Linked DNA regions of Homo sapiens: region 2 is linked to region 1. The links are chromatin loops, found by intact Hi-C in ENCODE. Cell type or tissue: Panc1. All regions are shown on one strand. Links, peaks and the distances in the headings refer to the core of each region. The heading gives the core; the rest is flanking DNA.

The links. A loop is a pair of places that touch in the nucleus more often than their neighbours do. Peaks named below come from ENCODE experiments on the same cell type or tissue, not always from the same donor. Only the 100,000 strongest peaks of a DNase experiment are listed, where the experiment ranks them.
Region 2: a loop joins it to region 1, with 12 times the contacts of the local background. A loop is called at or near these places in 1 of 110 quality-filtered maps.

What each region holds. Positions count from the first base shown.
Region 1 is chr2:226,015,194-226,023,928 of GRCh38, reverse strand. No RefSeq gene overlaps it. Among named protein-coding and RNA genes, the nearest start is that of NYAP2, 620 kb to the right of the region's middle. In Panc1, for the core only: no CTCF peak of the experiment used is centred there; a DNase peak (open chromatin) is centred at 3,526; H3K27ac peaks cover 673 bases.
Region 2 is chr2:225,785,513-225,794,247 of GRCh38, reverse strand. All of the region lies in intron 2 of LOC105373914 (a long non-coding RNA gene), which reads left to right. All of the region lies in intron 1 of LOC107985992 (a long non-coding RNA gene), which reads right to left. Among named protein-coding and RNA genes, the nearest start is that of NYAP2, 390 kb to the right of the region's middle. In Panc1, for the core only: no CTCF peak of the experiment used is centred there; no DNase peak of the experiment used is centred there.

The DNA.
Region 1 (8,735 bases), core at 2,213-4,712:
TTTATGTCATCTTATGTAAAAAAATACAGAGTCACTTACATGAAAACCATGTACTTCTCAATCTCCCACCCTTTCCCCTTTAAATTTAGAGCCCTCAAAATCATCTTTGGAGAAAGGCTTAGATCTGTCTCCTGGGCATGTCCTTAACTCTGGCAAATAAATCTCCTAAAATGATTGAGACTTGTCACATCATTTTCCTCAATTGACACCTCTTAAGAAATCACCTAACAAGATCAGTGTAGTGGATGCTGTGGTGTGTCTCCCAGACACACTCCATCCCTCGGCTACTAGGGTTTTGGAGGCTGACTTCCTCAGTTAAATGCTGCTCCAGGATTTTCCCTCGGTTGTTGAAAGCCACCTTGTGGTAGGCATGCCACCTTCTTGGGGGCGACCCCTATCAAATGACTGGCTGATATGTACGTACGTGAGCATGCTTGGGGAAGTGCATCACAAAGATACTATTCCTCCCACAAATCTCCCTGAAACTGGATTTATTTTCTTTACTATGAGAGATAACACTACTAATATCAGATAAACCTTTTTTCCTCATATTGTTTCAAGGTGGTCTATCACAGGTAAATAGACTTCCTGTGCAAGGTAAAAGTTTAAAAGTCTAAAATTAAGTGTATTCAATAATAATACCAATCTAAGACCAACATATTTATGTCTTTTTAACATAATTTCTACTGTATTCTTGAAAAATTATTTTTCATTTAAACAGCTATTTTTATAATTTATTTCACAAATATTTAATAAATTTTATCACTTGTATAACATATATTACATATACATCTATTTCCGAAGCAAAAAGCTGCCACACATCTACACATATAGACAGTTTTAATCTACTTTTACGTTAGATACCTCTTCAAGGATTTTTTTTTCCAAATAGCATTATTTTTCACTGTATTAAATTTATATAGCAGAGCATAAGCATATTCAAATAAACTAATCTGAATGCAAGTTTATGTCATTGTTTCTAAACATCATTCACTATTTTATCAATATTACAAAGATAATTGGTGACATTTCTTTTTTTTTTCTTTTTTTGAGACGGGATCTTGCTCTGTTGCCAGGCTGGAGTGCAGTGGCACGATCTCGGCTCAGTGCAACCTCCGCCTCCCGGGTTCAAGTGATTTCCCTGTCTCAGCCTCCTGAGTAGGTGGGACTACAAGCGTGTGCCAACACACCCGGCTAATTTTTAGCATTTTAGTAGATATGGGGTTTCACCATGTTGGCCAGGATGGTCTCAATCTCCTGATCTCGTGATTCGCCTGCCTCGGCCTCCCAAAATGCTGGGATTACAGGCATGAGCCACTGTGTCTGGCCTTAAATGGGTGATACTTCTTAGCACTTAATATAATGCCTCTTTTAATGCTCAATTTTGTTAAATGTCAATTTTAACATGTCTATCATGAGTAGGCATCTTAGGGCTTAAGGTAGGTTATAATCTCTGTTCCTGGAACAAAAGTACTCAAGGAGAGAAGAGTCATCTGTTGGTACCTACAAAGTGTTATACTTCTCAGTAGAATTCATAGATTTTTTGGTCAACTTTTATTTGCCTTTTATCCTGTCAAAATATGAACCTGTATGCCATCTGAACAGACATAATTATTATTTGAGAAAACAAACCCTTGAAATCTACATATGTTATTCAGAGAACAGAAGATATAGACAAAGACAGTAAAAACGGTTTGTTTCAACAGGTATGATGGTAAAATCTTGACCATACTTTATGTCAGGGGTCCCCAACTCCCGTGCCATGGACTGGTTGGTCCATGGCCTGTTAGAAACCGGGCTGCATAGCAAGAGGTGTGAGCAGCAGGGGAGTAAGCATTACTGCCTGAGCTCAGTCTCCTGTTAGCTCAGTGGTGGCATTAGATTTTCATAGAAACACCAATTCTTTCATGAGCTCACATGTGAGGAATCTAGGTTGCACACTCCTTATAAGAATCCAATGCCTGATGATCTGAGGTGGAGCAGTTTCATCCCAAAAGCATCCCCTGACTCCCTCTCCTCTACCATGGAAAAAATTGTCTTCCGTGAAACCAGTTCCTGGTGCGAAAAAGATTGGGGACCGCTGCCTGATGTTGATGTTCTATCTCCTCATCTTTGCTCTAATTGTAGGTCTCACCCACAGTTGTTCAGCATGTAAGTGCTACACATGTGGACAAGTGGTATTAAGTCATATGAGTCAGGGAAGTATAATGAACACCTATTCACTTTCTGGTCCAATAGCTACTGAGGAAACAGTGTGGTTAGACAGTTTGGGCAGACTCTAAAATCTGTGCAGTGCTTCGTCAGGTACCATGGAGCCTACTAGAGGATAAAATATAATCCTCTGCCCTTAAAGGATTTATAATCTATTGGGAAAGTAAAGTACAAAATATGAGCACTAAGGAACATTGTGGTAATAGGGTAGAGCTTTTTAATGAAGGTTGCCCAAGAAGTAGACCAGAGACAGTCTTAAATAATGAGAAGGGTCTGGCTAGGCAGAGGAATGAAGAAAGCTGAACTAAAGCACTATCCATTAGAAGTGTGAATATTTACTGTGTGCTTCCTAAGGTTCAGCCTCCTCACTTGATCTTACCTGGCTTTATTTAATCCCCCCAAAATCTATCCTGCTGTTAATAGTTTCATTTTACACAGAAAGAAACTCAGGTTTAGTGAGATTAAGTAACCTGCCTACTGCAGATACTGGGAAAGCCACGCTTTCAACTCAACCACCCTGATTCCAGAGATCTCATTACTCCATGCTGTCATCATGAGCCATGAGGCAACAGGGTGAGGGATAGTGTTGGTGATGAGAGCACCAATGCTACAAAACATGAAGTGAGGAGTTTTGAGTGGAGGCAGATTTGAAAGTTAGGCTGAGAAATTTAGTCTTACTGTGGTGATGTGGAGGGTGTCACTGAAGGTTTGAGAGCAGAGGACTAACATGGTAGAGACAGTATTTAAGGAATATTGATTGGGCAAAATTGTAGGAGATAGGCAGGGTTCTCCAACTAGCTGGCATCATTTTCAGAAAAAGGATGAAGCCCCTCACCACAATGATAATGGTAAGAATAGATTTCAGGGCACACATAGATCTTCTTTGCAAGTAAAACATACGAGAGAACTGTATCCCTACCAGTCAGTAGGTGAAGTAGTGGTATAGAATAAGGATTAATAAGGATTAATAACCATACCAGTATTTACTGATCATATATCAAATTCCAGGTACTATGGCAACTACCTGTAAAGCATTATTTATAATTATTCATGATGACTCTCTGAAGTAGGTTCTATTATTATAATACTCATTTACATATGAGGTTATATAGTATAAAGAGAGTTAATTAATCACTGGTAGACAGAATAGGCAGGATTAAACCTAGATTGTCTTGTTTTCTTGAATTGGCATTTCTTGACCTGGAAGGTAGAGCTTCTGAAGGCTTGTGATGTTGACAAGGCTCTGATGTCTCTCAGCTCCACTTTTCTCCCTTGGGAGAAAAGGTGGCATTTGTTTGCTTGCTTGCTTGTGTGTTTGTTTTGTTTTGGGATGGGTGAGTCCAGAGTTGTATGAGTGTTACTGGGAATGATGCAATAGAAAGTAGGAGGTTGAGGAATCAGGATTGAGACAGTGTTTAATCAGCTTATTTTTAAGTCATTGTCATTTGTTAGCCTGGTTTTCATTTATGGTTTATCATTATTAGCTACACTATGGAAGAGAACTTTGGTAGTATTGGTAGTATTTATTTTTAACCCTAATTTACACTAGGCAAAATGTGCTGGATTTTTGAATACTGGATTTTTGTTAAGTAAAGATGCACATTTACTGAGTGTAAAAATAGTAACAAATCAAATAGTGATGAAAATTAATATAAGAAATAAAGACCAAAAGAGTTTGCACTGATTTCACTCAACCTGGAGGTGCACATCAGAATGCCACAATAAGCATCTAGTCAGAATTAAAGTTCATGCATATTAATTCTGTAGCCTTAAACCTGAGAAACCTGTTGGTAAATATTAAGTGGTTGATATGGTTTGGCTGTTTCCTAACCCAAATTTCATCTTGAATTGTAGTTCCCATAATCCTCACGTGTTATGGGAGGAATGCTGTGGGAGGTAATTGAATCATGGGGGCAGTTTCCCCCATGCTATTCTTGTGACAGTCAGTTCTCAGGAGATCTGATGGTTTTATAAGAGGCTTCCCCCTTCTCTTTGTTCTCATTCTGTCTCCTGCCACCTTATAAAGAGGTGCCTTCCACCATGATAGTAAGTTTCCTTTCCACCATGATTGTAAGTTTCCTGAGGCCTTCCCAGCCATGTAGAATTGTGAGTCAATTAAACCTCTTTCCTTTATAAATTACCCAGTTTGGGGCAGTTCTTTATGGCAGTGTGAAAACAAACTAATAATTCAGTACATTGGTACTGGGTAATGGGGTGCTGCTCTAAAGATACCCAAAAATATTGAAGCGACTTTGGAACTGGGTAACAGGTTGAAACAGTTTGAAGGGCTCAGAAGAAGACAGGAAAGTGTGGGAAAGTTTGGAACTCCCTAGAGACTTGTTGAATGGCTTTGACCAAAATGCTGATAGTGATATGGATAATGAAGTTCAGGCTGAGGTGGTCTCAGATGGAGATGGGGAACTTGTTGGGAACTGGAATAAAGGTGACTCTTGCTATGTTTTAGCAAAGAGACTGGTGACATTTTGTCCCTGACCTAGAGATCTGTGGAACTTTGAACTTGAGGGAGATGATTTAGGGTATCTGGTGAACAACATTTCAAAGCAGCAGAGGTGACTTGGTGTGCTGTTAAAAACATTCAGTTTTTTGTATTCATAAAGATATGGTTTGGAATTGGAACTTATGTCTAAAAGGGAAGTAGAGCATAAAAGTTTGGAAAATTAGCAGCCTGAGGATACAATAGAATATAAAAACCCATGTTTTTGAGAAGAAATTCAAGTTGGCTGCAGAAATTTGCATAAGTAATGAGGAGCCATATGTTAACTACCAAGAAAATGGGGAAAATGTCTCCAGGACATGTCAAAGACCCTTGTGGCAGCCCCTCCCATCACAGGCCTGGAGACCTAGGAGGAAAAAATGGTATTGTGGGCTGGGCCCGGGATCCCCATGCTGTGTGCAGCCTAGGGACTTAGTGCCCTGAGTCCTGGCTATTCCAGCCATGGCTAAAAGGAACAAAGGGATAGCTCAGGCCATGGCTTCAGAGGGTGCAAGCCCCAAGCCTTGGCAGCTTTCACGTGGTGTTAAGCCTGTGGCTGCATAGAAGTCAAGAACTGAGGTTTGGGAACCTATGCCTAGATTTCAGAGGATGTATGGAAATGATGGATCTCCAGGCAGAAGTCTGCTTCAGGGGCAGGGTCTTCATGGAGAACCTCTGCTAGGGTGGTGTGAAAGGAAAATGTGGGGTTGGAATCCCCACACAGCACCACCAGGGCACTGCCTAGTGGAGCTGTGAGGAGAAGGCCACCATTCTCCAGACCCCAAAATGGTAGATCCACCAACAGCTTGCACCGTGTGCCTGGAAAAGCCACAGACACTCAACACCAACTTGTTAAAGCAGACAGATGGAGGGCTGTACCCTGAAAAACCACAGGATCAGAGCTAGCCAAGGCCATGGAAGCTCACCTCTTGTATCAGCCTGAACTTAATGTGAGACATGAAGTCAAAGGAGACTATTTTGGAACTTTAAGATTTAATTACTGTCTTGTTGGATTTTGGACTTGCATGGGAACTGTAGCCCCTTAGTTTTGGCCAATCTCTCCCATTTGGAATGGGTGTATTTACCCAATGCCTGTACCTCCATTGTATCTAGGAAGTAACTAGCTTGCTTTTGATTTTACAGGCTCATAGGCAGAAGGGACTTGCTCTGTCTCAGATGAGAATTTGGACTTGGACTTTTGGGTTAATACTGGAATGACCTGAGACTTTGGAGGACTGTTGGAAAGGCATGATTGTGTTTTAAAATGTGAGGACATGAGATTTGGAAGGGGCAAGAGTTGAATGATATGTTTTGGCTGTTTCCCTATTCAAATCTCATCTTGAATTGTAGTCCCATAATCCTCACGTGTCATGGGAGGGACCCAGTGGGAGGTAATTGAATCATGGGGCTGATTTCCCCCACGCTATTCTCATGATAGTGAGTAAGTTCCCATGAAATCTCATGGTTTTATAAGGGGCATCCCCCTTCACTCAGTTCTTTCTCTCTCCTACCACCCTGTGAAGAGGTGACTTCCACCATGATTGTAAATTTCCTAAGGACTTCCCAGTCATGTAGAACTGTGAGTCAATTAAACCTCTTTCCTTTGTAAATTACCCAGTCTCAGGCAGTTCTTTATAGCAGTGTGAAAATGAACTAATACAGTGGTGTTTAGTAACTTACACTATATTTGGTAAATTTAGAAGAATTCTGTTGTTCCTCTTCCTTTCAAAGTAAAGAATTTTCAGGCCAGGCACAGTGGTGGACACCTGTAATTCCAGCCCTTTGAGAGGCCAAGGTGAGCGGATTGCTTGAGCCCAGGAGTTTGAGACCAGCCTGGTAACATGGTGAAACCCCGTCCCTACCAAGTGTGGTGAGTGATCCATTCCTGTAGTCCCAGCTACTAAGGGCGCTGAAGTGGGAGCATCACCTGAACTTGGAAGGTGGAGGCCACCCACAGTGAGCAGTGACTATGCCACTACACTCTAGCCTGGGTGACAAAGTGAGACCCTGTCTCAAAATAAAAGCATTTTCATGTCTTAGTTTACATGGATTTGCAGTGTGTATACATGTATATATGTGTGTGTGTGTATATAATTTTTCTTGACATAGGGTATGTTTTATATCTGAGTGTACTTTTTAAAATGAGAGAACAAAAAGATGTCCATATACCTTTAATAATTTTGATAAAGTATAACTAGACATTGAACATTGTAAATTATTAAAAATAAATCTCTGAGGGTCAATAGGAAAGACTTTCAAAATTAATTATTCCTTAGTTTAAATCAACTGTACATAAAAAGTTATGAGGTATGTTATGTGTCACAATTTTAAGATTTTAAAATCTTCTATTTTTCTAATTTTCTATTATTTCAGTGAATTCTGGGAACAGATTTTGTAAAAGTCGAAATTAGGTCATGAAGACATTTAATCTTACTGAGCAATACAGTCAATATACAAGATATATAGAAAGCATGAGAATCTAGAAAAAGTGTAAAGGAGACAATGGGTAGTAATGTTTACAATAATCCAATGTACAACCAAATGAATGATTAGCATATAAATCATGACAGGTATTCATACATACCATGAATAACAATGACACAGGAAGGGGATGGTCATGATGTATGAGACGTTAGTTATTTTAAATGGGACAACAGGAATGTTGTGTCTGATAACGTAACATTTGAGCAGAAACAGGAATGAAGGGAAGGCACAAGACATATTAATTTCTGGAGAAAGACTATCTGCAGAGGGTGTAGCAACTTCAATATTCCTGAAGCCGGTGTTTCTTTACTCCTGGTGTTTTCAGGGAGCAAGCCCAGAGCTTGTGGTTTTCGAGTAGAGTGAACAAGAAGAGTTGTAGGCGATGAGGTCAGAGATGAAGCTGAGAGTAGACCCTCAGAGGCAAGAGTAGGATTTTTTCTTTTATTTTTATGCGATGGAAAAATACTGGGGACTTTCAGGAGAGAAGGTATATTATCTGAGTTAGGTTTTAATACAATTATTCCAGTTCTAACATGGAAAATATAATGTAAGGGAAAGGGCAGAAGCAGGTAGAACAATCAGGAAGTTAATAAAATCATGAAATAATCCAGATGAGAGATAATGGCTGAAGTAGTAATGGCAGATGTAACAAGAAGTGATTAGGTCAGAATATATATTTGAAGCTAGATCAGCCAAATTTGCCCATTAGTTATCTGTATAATGGACTAGATTGTTCAGTCCATGAGGACAGAGATTTCTGTTTTGCTCACTGCTGAATCAAAAGCACCTCAACTAGTTCTTGGCATGCTAGGTGTTTAACAAATACCTTTAATGCAATAAATGAATCAACAATAGATATGAATAAGTGGCAAGAAAAGAATTATTTGTATTAATTTATGTAGTCAGAAAAATAATATAGCTGTTACTTGTGTAATTTATAAATGGAAGCTATAATCTATTATACTTATAACCTTACCTTAACATTAAAATAACTTCAAGGATTATTTTACTTGAGAATTTATATAGAAGTTTAAAGGACTAGTTGAGAAGAAATTTTAATCAATATTAAAAACCATACAGGTAACATTCTAAACAGTATATATATATATATTCACACCCCCACACTTATAGACATATGTATATGTATATGTAGACATATGTATATGTTTGTGTGTAAGTATTTACTCATCATTCACAACAGATACACAAGTGTAAGTTACCCATAAATCAATATTGATGATAATAACTTCTTGCTAATAGCTCTCAGGACAGTTTTCTGTTCTTACTCATTCTGGATTGAGATTTTGCCCTTTGATTTTTCCGTTTCTGATTCTTCTGCTGTTTTTTGTTTTTTGTTTTTTGTTTTTGTTTTTTTTTTTGCCTCTAATCATTTGAATAGAGACTTTTCTCTGTTGCACCTGCAAGGCTTCATTAATTGTATATTTTGTTTAAACCACTGATTTACTTTAAACAATATTTATTATTTTAAAAATATATTAAGGTAGAAATTTATTTAAAGAAGGCACATGGCTTGTGATAATATGTC
Region 2 (8,735 bases), core at 2,307-4,806, 230 kb after region 1:
TATGCAATAGTTTCCAGTCACACCATAACAAATGTCTGGAACAGAGCTGCCATTGATTTTATTCTTCCAGCTAAGCAGAGGAGAGTATGTTTTCAAAAAAGAAAGAAAGAAGGAAGGAAGGAAGGAAGGAAGGAAGGAAGGAAGGAAGGAAGGAAGGAAGGAAGGAAGGAAGGAAGGAAGGAAGGAAAGAAAGAAATTAGGAGCCCAAAACGCAAATGTTTAAGGCATTTTAGGTTTTAAAAATACATTGTGCTAGTGGTAACTAACCCCAGCCCCCATCTCAAATTTGCCTCCTTTGAGTCATCCAGCTGATTAAAAATAATTTATTGAACACCCACATAAGCCGAACATGTTGAAAACTCACTCCTCCTGTCTCTGCAAAATTCATGGCTAAAAGTACAAATCTGAAAACTGCAAGAATCTAACAGAAATGAAGGCCCTTTGGAAATCATTTCTGGTTTCCAAACATGGATGTTCATAAACTGTTTTAAATTACTTTTTACAAGTTACAAATTTCATACAGTAAAACTAGCCTATTTTAAGGGCTCAGTTTGATGAGTCTTAGCAAATGTACCCAGTTTTATAATCACTCTTATAATTAGGATACAGAAGATTCTATCACCCCAAGAAGTTCTCCCATGCCCCATTAAAATCAATCTGCTCACCTCACCCCTAGCCCTAGAAAACACCAGTATGTTTTCTGTCACTAAAAGTTTGCTATTTATGTAACTTCATATAAGTGAAATCATAGCTTGTATAATAATTTGTTTCTGGCTTCCTTCACATAGCATAAAATTGGATCTTGCTACTTTATCCAGTGTGAACAACCTTTATTTTCTCATGGGAACACTTAGACTATCTACATTTATTGGAAATTATCCATATGATTACTATGTTTTCTATTTGTTCCATACATTCTTTGTTATTTTTTTCTCTGTCCCTGCTTCCTTTTATATGAATTGAGTATTTGTAAGTTTATGCTTGCTGCTACTTTTATCAGCAATACTTCTTTTTAAAAATTTTTCGTAGTTGCTCTGGGTTTACAATGTACCTGTTTAATTTTTTATAGTCTATATTTAAATAACATAATGCCTTGTAATATGTAACCTAGTGCCTTACGAGAGTATCTTTCCATTTCCTCCTCCCTCTTCCACTATATTATAAAATCTATAATACATTGTTATTATATTTGCTTTAAACAGTCAATTATCATTTCCAGAAATGAGAAAATGCAAAGCAAAATCTGTTATATTGATTTACATATTAATTATTACTGCCACTTTTCTTTTTGTAGATCTAAATAAACAAGAGATTCTTTTTAACATTGTTAATATTTAATATTTTAAAATGTTAAAACAAAAAACTGTGAAAGAAAAATTCAAAAATTATATTAATCAGTGATTTCATATTTCTGAATGAAGAAATATTTTATCACCTATTTAGAAACTATATTGTGTGAAGCACTTTTGGGCACCTTTAAGCTTATATTCTATTAGTAAGTGTAATATAATATTTGCTTAATTTTCAGAAAACCCACTGTACCTAATTTATAATATCCTGTTTAACAGGGAAGAAATAGACTTACAGAAACTACTTAACTCAAATAACTAACTTATATAGCTAATCAATAGTAGATCATGGTCAAGAAGCTACATCCATCTGACACAATAGTTTGTATTTTTTATTTGATTTGATTCCCATATTAGTTGATATTTGCAACTCAGAGAATTTATGTAATGTGTCCATGGTCAAATACTGGTATGTGGCATGAGGAGAATTTAAAATTTTGCCTACTTGATTACAAACCTTTTTCTAGAATCCATTAAATTATACTAATATTCAATCAACTTTAAAGACGTGATCATCTATCTACAATAAAAGACAATTAATAAAATTATGCATTATAGTTCTATGTACATTTCTAGTATAACCTCAAAGGAAATTATTTTAATAAATTCTTTTAATTTGATGTCATCTAGAAGCAATTATAATTCTGATTTCTCCCCAAATATCCTTGGAAGCATATTAAAAACTAATTATTAAAAAATCAAATACCACAAGAGGAATTAAAATTAATATCAAAGTATATGTGAATTTTAAAAGATCAAATGAGTCTTTCAGCTCTTCCAAATGTATCCTATTAATCAAAGTAATTCTTACCTGACTTTTGGCTATAACTACATTTCATTTAGATTGTATTTTAGAAGGTTAAAATTCCACTAGTTTAAATATTGCTAAATTATTTTTTAAAAGTAAAATTGCTCTGAAAATTAATTAATAAGATAGAACTGTATGTGGCATAGAAGAAACCTAATTTAAAAAGCTGGTTCTCTTAAAGATTAATATATCAATCAACTTCTAGCCAGGCTAAACAAGAAAAGTGGTAAGAGTGTTCAAATTAACAGTATCAGAAATGAAAATAGCATCATCACTACTGATCCCACAGATGTTAGAAGGATAATAAGGGAAAGCTTCAAACAAAACTATGACTACATATTTTAATAACTTAGATAAAATGGACAATAACCTGAAAAATACAAACTTCCAAAATGCATACAAGGAGAAAAGAGTGACCTGACTAGTGCTATGTATGTTAAAGAAATTCAATCAATAATTAATAATTTTTCCAAAAAAGAAAGAACCAGGCCCAGATGGATTCAATGGTGCATTCTACCACACACCTATAAAAGAAATAACACTAACTCTCCACAGACTCTACCAGAAGATAAAAGCAGAGGGAACACCTCCTAACTCATTCTATGAGGCCAGCATTTTCCCAACAAAACCAGATGAACACATGAGTAGAAAGGAAAACTTTAAAGAATAATATCACTCGTGGGTAAAGATGCAAAAATTCTCAACAAAATATTAGCAAACAGCATCCATCAATGTGTACAAAGAATTACATACCACAAATGAGTGGGATTTATTTCCAATACACACACTGATTGAGCATTTAGAATTTAGTCAATGTGGCCAGGTGTGGTGGCTCACACCTGTAATCCCAACATTTTGGGAAAGCCAAGACAGGCAGATCACATGAAGCCAGGAGTTCAAGACTAGCATGGCCAACATGGCAAAACCCCCTCTCTACTGAAAATACAAATATTAGCCGGATGCGGTGGCACGTGCCTGTTATCCCACCTACTCAGGAGGCTGAGACAGCATAATTGCTTGAACCTGGGAGGCAGAGGTCACAGTGAAAGGAGATTGTGCCACTGCATTCCAGCCTGGATGAAAGAGCAAGACCCGTCTCAAAAAACAAACAAACAAGCAAACAAAAAAGTCTAGTCAATGTAACAAATCACATCAGCAAGCTAAAGAAAAAGCATATGATCGTATCAATTGACACTGAAAAAGCTAAAAAAATTCAATATCCATTCATGATTAAGAAAAACCACTCAGCAAACTAAGAATGGTGAGAAACTTCCTCAACTTGACAAAAAAACACCTCATCTACAAAAAAAACTGTAGCTAATATCATATTTAATGGTGGGAAACTTTCCCATTAAGATTTTTTCCCCTGAGACCTAGAATAAGGTAATGATGTCTCTTCTCACCACTCCTATTCAGGATGGCACTGGAAGTCTCTGAAAATAAAATAAGAAAAGAAAAAGAAAAATATACACATATACACATTGGCAAGGAAGCTATAATACCAAATGTATTTGCTGGTGATATTATATACCAAAAAATTAAAAGAAAAAAGAAAAAACAACAACCCCGAAATTAATAAGCAAGTATAGCAAGATCATGGAATAAAAGGTTCACATATGCAAGTCAATAGCTTTCCTATATATGTGCATCGAACTATTAGAATTTGCAATTAAATAAAACTACCATTTACAAGAGTACCAAAACAAAGAAAAACAAAATAAGACATTAAGTTATTAGGCATAAATCTAACAAAATATTCACAAGATCTATTTGCAGAAAACTATAATACATATGAAAAAAGATTATCTGAAAAAGTAAAAATATATTAGATGTTCATGGATTAAAAGACTCAATATTGTTAGGATGTCAGTGTTTCCTAACTTGATCTATAGATTCAATGCAATCTTAATAAAAATCCAAGTGAGATATTTAATAGACTCTGATAAATTTATTCATAAATATTTAATCAAAGACAAAATAATTAACTAAGATTTTGATTGAAATTTTATTAAATACATGGATCAAGTTGTGAAGAACTGATGTCTTGACAACATTGGAGTCTTACTGTCCATGTTCATGGAACATCTCTTCACTTAATTAAATCTTCTTTGATTTCATTCATCAGAGTTTTATAGTTTTCTTCATAAATATTTTAGATTATTTTAGACTAATACCTAAGTATTACTTACTTGGTGCTAATATAATGACAATTATTTTCTCATATACCAAGAATAAAAAATTGAAATCCCAATTGTCAATTATTTTCTTAGATACCAGAAATAAATACTTGGAATTTCAGTTGTTCATTCCTGGTATCTAAGAAAATAATTGCCTTTTAAATATTAACCTTGTGTCCTGCAAGCTGGCTACGATCATTTAGATCAAGATTTTTGGTTTTGCTTTTTATTCTTTACGATTTCCTACATAGACATTCATACAACCTGTGAATGAGGACAGTTTTATTTTTTCTTTCCTAAGCTTCTGTTTACATTTTTTTGAGTCCAGGTTCTCCAGATAAATAGAATCAATAATGTATACATACATATACACATGCACACATATACTCTGTTGATTCAATAAGTGTTTTCCTATCCTTAGACTTGAATTGAAATATCTGCTCTTCTTCAGGTGGAAACTACACCATTGGCTCTCCTGGGTCTCCTAGACCACCAGCTTGTCAACTCACATTGTGGATGATTTATATACATATATATGCTCATATATGTATGTATGTATGTGTGTGTGTATATATATGTATATGTATGTGTGTGTATATAAATGTATATAAAATAAGGAATTGGCTGTCATGTTGTCTTAGTCTGTTTGTGCTGCTATAAAAATATATACAAAATACTATAGCTTAGATAGCTTATAAATGTCAGAAATTTATTTCTGAAAGTTCTACAGGCTGAGAAATCCAAGATCAAGGTGCCAGCAGATTCAGTGTCTGCTGAGGGCCCTTGTGAGTGTCAACTTGATTGGATTGGATTGAAGGATGCAATGTATAGTTCCTGGGTGTGTCTGTGAGAGTGTTGCCAAAGGAGATTAACATTTGAGTCAGTGGACTGGGACGAGCAGACCCACCCTCAAGCTGGGTGGGCACCATCTAATCAGCTGTCATCATGGCTAAAATAAAGCCGGCAGAAGAAGGTGGAAAGAGTAGACTCAGCTAAACAGTGCCATCTATGAATGAGAACTGAGGCTGTATTAGTCAGGGTTCTCTAGAGGGACAGAACTAATAGGATGTATGTGTATATGAAAGGGAGTTTATTAAGGAGAATTGACTCACACGATCACAAGGTAAAGTCCCATGAGAGGCCATCTGCAAGCTAAGGAGCAAGGAATCCAGTAGTAAATCAGTCCAAGTCCTAAAACCTCAGAAGTAGGAAAGCTAACAGTGCAGCTTTCAGTCTGTGGCCGAAGGCCTGAGAGCCCCTGGCAATACACTAGTTTAAGTCTAAGAGTCCAAAAGCCAAAGAACTTGGAGACTAATGTTCCAGGGCAGGAAGCATCCAGCGTGGGAGAAAGATGAAGCATGGGAGAAAGATGAGGCCTGGAAGGCTACCTTCTTTCAAGGAAGAAAAATCCCTGGTGATCTCCTCAAGTCCACAAATCTTGTGGAGTACGTTTTCTGTTTAAACCAATGTTGGTGTTCGTGCTTCTCTTCACAGCTCTTTCTTTTGAGAATTCTTCAAAGGAAAGACATAATTACATGCTATTTTAACTTGCTTGGATATTTTAATACCTACTAATCTCTGTTTTAGGAAAGGTGCTAAATTGAAGGAGAAGAACAGAAGGGAAAATGATATTCTGGAGTTACTATGATGAACAAAGGAGCAATCGAACGCTTCATAGTCTGTCTAAATAAAAAATTCAGTAGTCAAATCATAAAATTCTATGTTCATCCATAGAGAATCTGTAATCCATATGGAGCCTTTGCCAATTTTATTTAAAACTTCATTTAGGCCAAGTGCAGTGGCTCACACCTGCAATCCCAGCCCTTTGGGAGGCCAAGGTGGGAGGATTGCTTGAGCCCAGGAATTTGAGACCAGCCTAGGCAACACAGGGAAACCCCGTCTCTACAAATAATTTTAAAAATTAGCTGGGTGTGGTGGTTTGTATCTGTAATCGCAGCACTTTGGGAGGCTGAGGTGGGAAGATGGCCTGAGCCCATGGAGGTTGAGGCTGCAGTGAGCTGTGATGGTGCCACTGCACTCCAGTCTGGGCAACCAAGCAGGACTCTGTCTCAAATAAATACATACATACATAAATACAAATAGATGTATTTAAAGGTTTGTAATTTTTGTGGCGGTCAGGGGATGTTTGCCAGAGGCAGGAGATGAAAGTGACAGATGGGGAAAGGGAAGATAGTAACCAAAGGGTGCAAAGTTTCAGTTAGACTGAAAGAATAAGTTTTAGTGAACTTACTGCACAGCATGGTAACCACAGTTAATAATAATGCATTGTGTATTTCCAAAATGCTAGAGGAATACATTTACAATATTCCTAATCACAAAGCATGTTGATAAGGTAATGGACATATTAATTAGCTTAATTGAATCTTTCTACAATGTATACGTAGATCAAAACATCACACTATAGCCCCTTAAGTATACACAATTATTATTTGTTAATTAAAATACAATCTAAAAATTTAATTTTAAAACAACCTTTGAAAAGGAATCACATAATTATAATCTATAGTATACAAATAAATAAAACAGCAATTTTAAGGAAAAATTTTGTAACTGATTTATAAAGCAGAAAATTTAGGTGTATTTTCTTCCATAAAAGTATAAAAGAGTTCTTTTAGTTAAATAATCTTAAATATGTATAAAAAGATGTTTCACTTTAAAATGTCAATGTATTCATGTTTTCTGAGATACATCCAATTGTAAAAAAAAATATTTGTACATGTAATTGCTAACATGATAATTAGCATTATACTCCTTTTTAACCTATAAGAAATGAATTTATTTCTACTGAACTTGCATAAATTATATTATTATGGGCCATGGTGTTTTTATGGTCAAGTTTAAGGTTTCAGACCACACATATGTTTATCTGTCAAGTTTGGCTTCACCTACTCCTTTTCAGAGAGAGAGAGAGAGAAATCCTACACAAACCTGAATATTTGCATATTGTAAAATGTCTTTTATCTCAAAGTGCTAACCTGTTATATACTAATGAATAAGTATATGCCTCAGAATAGCTACTTCAAAGAAATCATTGTAAACTGTTCACAATGGAGGCATTTAGAGTGCCTTTTTTTCCAATTGACAGTCAAGGCAAAAAATCATTTTAGATTTTTGACAAACAGATAAGGAGGTGCTAAAATAGCTTCAGAAGCTAAAACAATGTATAGGGAGAGATTTAAATAACACTTTTCATACTCATTTTTTAAAGAAAACAAAATATTTTCTGGGAATCGTTAATAGTAGCAAGAGATATTTCAACAATTCTGATGAATATACTTAAGAAATGGTTAAAGCAACTGCTTATCTTATTTAAGTAGGTTCTGGGATTCAGCTTGACTACAAGGAAATTTAGTTTCTTTTGTAAGATAGTGGAGCAAAACAGGCTCCAGAAATGAGAAATTGCAGACACTGCTTTTTTTAGGTCATAGTGGATAAATTATGAACATTAAATTTAAAAATGAAGCTGGGTCCTCCAGTGCTTTTTTCCCTGCAGGTTTTTCTTTTCATTTTAGTTGGTATTTATTTCCTCTTTTGAACCCAAGAAATTGCTAACATCTTCTTGGCCTTTCATATTAAAAGTATTTTCTTGTTCATTATCCATGCACTCCCATGGTCCACCTAAACAGCGTGTGTGTTTTTGAGAAGACATGATATGCTCATTGTAATAGAGTTAGGAAAGTTTCAACCTTTAGATACAGCAAGGCATTTCTTAGTGAAACATACCTCTTGAGTATATTATCTATGTCTCATAATCAATATGAGAATACCCTTTTAAAGCTGCTTTAGGCACTTTTACCTTGTTATTTGTCTTTGAAAGCTTTTCCATATATATATATATATATATAAAATATATATATATATATATATATATATATATAAAATACTGTATTTTTATACATACATGTATGTGTGTATATATGTATGTGTGTGTATGCATATATACTATGTGTGTGCACAAACGTGCATGTGGACTATTTTGAACCTTCAGTAATTGAGAGCTCTCAGGGCAATATAAGTTATAAATTTTTAGGTACCATCTTATTATATTTTAATATTTATATTATACTTTCCTGATCAATAGGTATTACAATACCACACATGCTCTCAGCTGATAAGTACTCTACTACAATCTCATCTTGACTGTGATTACAGTATCATGAGTATATGTAAATATATATATAAACTTATCAAATTGCACATGTGTATTGTATGTGGGCTAAGGTAGATCAATTAACCCTCAATGAGCTTGAGTAAAAGTGGTTGTGGAAGGGTTTGGGTGGGTGGGTAGCAGGGAAAGAAAATTTCTGTTCTGAAGGAAATATTTGCTATTTTGCTTTGAATGGTAGTTACAAATTTATTACACAGTATATTCAAGATATG